2 separate regions of the Homo sapiens genome follow, and region 2 is linked to region 1. Evidence: read pairs that join two places in POLR2A ChIA-PET (ENCODE). Cell type or tissue: K562. All regions are shown on one strand.

The links. ChIA-PET counts read pairs that join two places held together with the same protein. Peaks named below come from ENCODE experiments on the same cell type or tissue, not always from the same donor. Only the 100,000 strongest peaks of a DNase experiment are listed, where the experiment ranks them.
Region 2: POLR2A ChIA-PET joins it to region 1 with 5 read pairs; 2 of 35 experiments call an interaction of 5 or more read pairs at or near these places.

What each region holds. Positions count from the first base shown.
Region 1 is chr1:212,160,179-212,162,678 of GRCh38, reverse strand. No RefSeq gene overlaps it. Among named protein-coding and RNA genes, the nearest start is that of MIR3122, 84 kb to the right of the region's middle. RefSeq lists an enhancer at 1,337-1,446. In K562, no CTCF peak of the experiment used is centred here; a DNase peak (open chromatin) is centred at 1,078.
Region 2 is chr1:211,582,303-211,584,802 of GRCh38, reverse strand. No RefSeq gene overlaps it. Among named protein-coding and RNA genes, the nearest start is that of SLC30A1, 4.4 kb to the right of the region's middle. In K562, no CTCF peak of the experiment used is centred here; a DNase peak (open chromatin) is centred at 952.

The DNA.
Region 1 (2,500 bases):
TGATGCAGGAGAAGGAAGATTCGTGAACAGGATTCAGAACCTGGGAGCCTGTTGAGGAGGTCCTAGGGCTACCTTCAAGCTCAGACCCCTCATTCGCCGCCTCACTTGCATCCTTTTTCAATGTGTGCTCAGGGACTGCTAAGAGACTCATTCCTCCCCTAACAGGCAATAGCTATGAGGCTTTTAGTTGGGCCAGGTCTTGCAGGACACTCATCCTTCTGTATGATGGTCTCATTGCTGGTATCCTGGGTCCAAGTGTCCCCTACTCATCCTCACTAACAGGGCTCTGGCACTGCTTGTTTAGATGCAAATGTCTGGGGTGGGAGGACGTAACCACCTATAGTGGCACAAAATGCCCAGGAGTCAAGTTAATCCTAAGGATTTGGGGACTAACTCAGATGCAAAGCCTGAGAAACACCTGTCCACAGGCCCAAAGAATGTCTAGGGTTTTAGAGCCATGGATTTGAGACCCAGTAGAGCTGGGACTAAATGAAAGCAGTTTGGGAATAAGCCAATGTAGGGTCCTGGGTTATTTTAGCATCTGCACTTTCTTTAAGGGCCCACGTGTATGTGGGATATTCACAAGTGTGAATTCAGGGTGGTTTTTTTTTTAAATTGGGATTTTTAAATATAGATTTTAAAAATATAGATAAAAATATGGATTTCTGGGCCTTGTCCTTAGAAATTCTGATTCAGTGAGTCTGAGGGGGACTCAGAAAGCTGTCTTTTGAAAACTTTCCCAGTTTACTCCGATGTGTGTTTGGGAATCATCAGCTTAACGAATTAGAGGTGGGGCAGACACTTGTCTGTCAACATCCAAATTTCCTGTCCTCAGCCTTGGTGGTGCGCTTGCCTTCATATTTCTTTTGCCTACCTGGATGACTCCTGCGACTTGATTACCTCCCTGCCCAGTCTTAGCAAAAGTGAGCTAATGTGTAAAGAGTGCTTAGCATAGGGCCGGTACTTAGTAATCACTCAATAAAAGGAGGTTGTTATTCTTATTATCTGTGGTTAAAATGATATGACATGCCTGAGCTGTATGACTCATTGGACCAGGCAGTAATATCCCTTGAACACAGTGGAATTAGGTCAACCTCCTACCACCACTAATCCTGGCATCTCTCCTCCCCCAGTGAGCTTCCTATTTGGCCCTGTTGGGTTCTCACTTGGTGCCAGTCTGACTTTCTTGGGTTTGCTTTCTATTCTTTTGGCAGGACCCAGAGCAGGTACAATTCCCTTTGTGTTTGTTTAGAAACTGCTCTTCAGTGGTTGAGAGGAGTTGGGCCTCCCAGTCACAGTGTTTTGGTGGTTTGTTTCCATTTCTCCTTTGTGGTTGTGTTTATGACTGTGGTACAACTACTTGGAACTGAAATGTAGTTTCTTTGGAGACAGGGGTATTCTGTAGACACGGTGAAATTCCTTGGACTTGGAGGGTCTCCAGAATGCAATACAATATCTCTAACTGGCTCTAGAACTACCCAGAGTGAATAGGATTCTATTGTTACAGCTAGAACTAGGGTGAATGAATGCAGGATTCTTCATTTATTCAGCCAATGTGTGTGAGCACTTCTAATGTGCCAGGCACTACTAGTACTGGGAAGAATAAAATAGCCCTGACCATTGCAGCCAAGATTTTCTTTGTTCCCTTTCTAGGCCATCAAGCACAATGCTTCCAGGTTAACCTTCACACACTCACACTCACACTCACAGGTGTTAACACTTACTGTATGTTAGGGTAAAAAGTTGGTAGGGGGCCGGGCGCGGTGGCTCACGCCTGTAATCCCAGCACTTTGGAAGGTCAAGGCGGGTGTATCACCTGAGGTCGGGAGTTCGAGACAAGCCTGGCCAACATGGCGAAACCCTGTCTCTACTAAAAATACAAACAAACAAACGAACAAGAGGGCATGGTGGCCGGCGCCTGTAATCCCAGCTACTCGGGGGGCTGAGGCAGGAGAATCGCTTGAGCCTGGAAGGCAAAGGTTGCAGTGAGCCAAGATCGCGCCATTGCACTCCAGCCTGGGCAACAACAGTGAAACTCGTCTCAAAAAAAAAAAAAAAAAAAAAGTTGGTAGGGTATAGTCCCTGTCACTCAGAAACACAAAATTATCCTACTTTAAGGCCTGTTTGGAATGAATGAAATATATTTATTCTACCAAGTGCTTGGGACTAGAATAGAGTTATAATAGAAATGCATGGAGAGTACAGGAGCATGAGAACTAAATCTACTTCAAAGGAGTCATTTGCTGAATACCTACTACATGCCCAGCGATAGAGAAAAACAGCTTCAGCTTCAGAGCTGAGATGTGTGGACTTTTGAGTAACAGAAACCTGAGTTTGTAAACTGGATCTACACACAGCTGTGTGACCTTGGGCAAGCTATTTATCCTCTCTGAGCCTCACATTTCTTGTCTATGAAGTGGAAGAAATAATATCTACCACAAAGCATTATTGGAAAGGATAAAAGAGACTTTTTTTTAAAATTAATTACTTCATTTTTTTG
Region 2 (2,500 bases), 580 kb after region 1:
AATTCCTTAACTTCTTGGGGTGTCAGTCCATAATCTGTATCATCAGGAAGCTCAGGTAAGTGTTCTGAAAACTGTATGGGAACCTGGAATGTTATCATGGCAGATTTCAAGGGTGAGTCCCAGTTTCATCCAATAATTGCATGTTGTGTGAGATAATATCACAACAGAGGGCGGTAGTCTGCTTGAAGTAAAGAAAAAGTGAGCTAATTAACTAAAGAATGTGCCATGATGTTTTCTACACTGTCCAGAGGAAACAGAGCCTCTGTTTCTGGTGTTCTAGTATAGATAGGAGATCATGGAGTTTCACTAAGGACCTGTGGAATGAATGCATGAAATACCAAGTTGGCGGGAGCAGTGACTCACACCTGTAATCCCAGCACTTTGGGAGGCCAAGGCGGGTAGATCTCCTGAGGTCAGGAGTTCAAGACCAGCCCAGCCAACATGGTGAAACCCCTGTCTCCACTGAAAAAAAAAAGAAATACTAAGTTGGGAAAAGTAAATTCATCAACATTCATTCATTCAACAAATATTTACTGAGTACCCTCCATGTGCCAAGCTGGCTAAGGACATAACGGTGAGCAAATGTACACACTGTCCCTGCCCTCACAGAGCTTACAATCCAATCAAATATTTGGTTTAATGTAAAATTGCATCTTTGCTAAATGCCACAAAAGAGCCGGGCAATGAACTGAGAGAGCTTGTTCTAGAACGATCTGACCTGGTCAGGGGAATCAGGGAAGACCTCCTGAGGAAGTGACCCTTGAGCTGAGAGCTGAAGAACGAGCAAGAATTAACGTGGGGACGAAGGGAGGAAAGAGTGTCCCGGGGTGAGAACACTGTGTGCACAGGCCTTCTGGCAGGAGGGAGTGTGTAGATTCATGGTGGTCAGAAAGGCCAGTCCCCTCTTTATCTGGTGGAGCGACATCATGAGGCTGGGGACAGCAGCCAGAGGCAGATCAGATCTGGTCCGGCCGTGTGCACCCAAGTTTGGTTCTCCTTCTCCTAGCACTGGGAGGCCACTGCAAGATCTCAGCCGTGATGGCGTGGGGGTGGTGGAGGATGTGTATTTTGCAAGGACTAGATCTGGATTTCAAAAAGATCACTCTGGCAGTAAAATGGAGTACAACTCAGGAACAGGAGGGCAGAGTGGCTGTTTGGAGAAAGGCAAGATAATTTTACAGTCTAGAAGAGAGCCTGGAAATGCTCCCTTCCACAGAAGTTCCAGCTCCTGCAGCCTAGTTCCGTCCTCATGCAACCTTCCTTCCGTGAGGTTCTGCCTACCAAGAGGGAAGGAGGAAGGACCTGTGCAATGAGCTTTAACCCGAGACAGAGAAAGTGAACAAACTGGAAGTCCAGCTGGCAAATGAGTCCTTTTTGTGTCCATATGAATGAGTTCGCCTAGGTGAAATAATTCAAAAGTGGTTTCTGAATTTGCAAGTTGAGAACTCAGCTCTGGATTCTTGGTGACCCCAAGTACAGGAGGCCTGAAAGGCCCTGTCTGAGAATATGCACTAGGCAGCTCCATCTCCTGTACTCACCTTTTAACTCCAGTTAAGAAGCTATCATGTACACCCCATCACTGAGAAGATGTGGAAAGTGAGGCCCAGAGAGGTTTAGTAACTTCTCCAACATCACACAGTAACTTTTAAGGGCCAGTCCCTGAACTGTCATCCTAAAACTCATTAGGTGTGTGATCCTTTCAAAATGCTCTACTGGCCGGCATGTTTAGGGATGAGTAATGGAGAGAGTCATAAAAACATACTTTTAAATTAAATTCTTTTTTTCAAATTTTCTGTACATTGTGCTTTAATTACCATCTCCAGCCCCAAGAGTAGAAGGGCTAAAGAAAGAATGGGCATTCAGTCTAAAGTCTTAACACTGACTACCTGAGCCTTCAACAATTTCTGGTATTAACATTATATAGCACTGCACCCAAGAAATTCACAGATGCTTTTAATGAGTGTTTCTGTATAGATAGCAGTGCCTTTATTTCTAGATTGAATTTCCAGGCATAACTGGAGAACTTAGACCCAGTTTCCAGCCTCCAAGAAAAATAAGTTCCTTTTGCTGCTAGCCCTCATCTGCTATTCTTTTTTTTTTTTTTTTTTTTTTGAGATGGAGTTTTGCTCTTGTCGCCCAGGCTGGAGTGCAATGGTGCTATCTCAGCTCACTGCAACCTCTGCCTCCCTGGTTCAAGCGATTCTCCTGCCTCAGCCTCCCGAGTAGCTGGTTTTACAGGCATGCACCACCATGCCTGGCTAATTTTTGTATTTTTAGTAGAAATGGGGTTTCACCATGTTGGCCAGGCTGGTCTTGAACTCCTGACCTCAGGTGATCCACAAGTCTAGGCCTCCCAAAGTGCTGGGATTACAGGTGTGAGCCACTGTGCCCGGCCTATTCTTTAAATTAACAAATATAAAAATTCAGTGACTGTTCCCAGCCTCTTACTGTACAGTTTCACTCTCTGCACTGTTCCTGTTTCCCCTTTGCTGCTACGTGG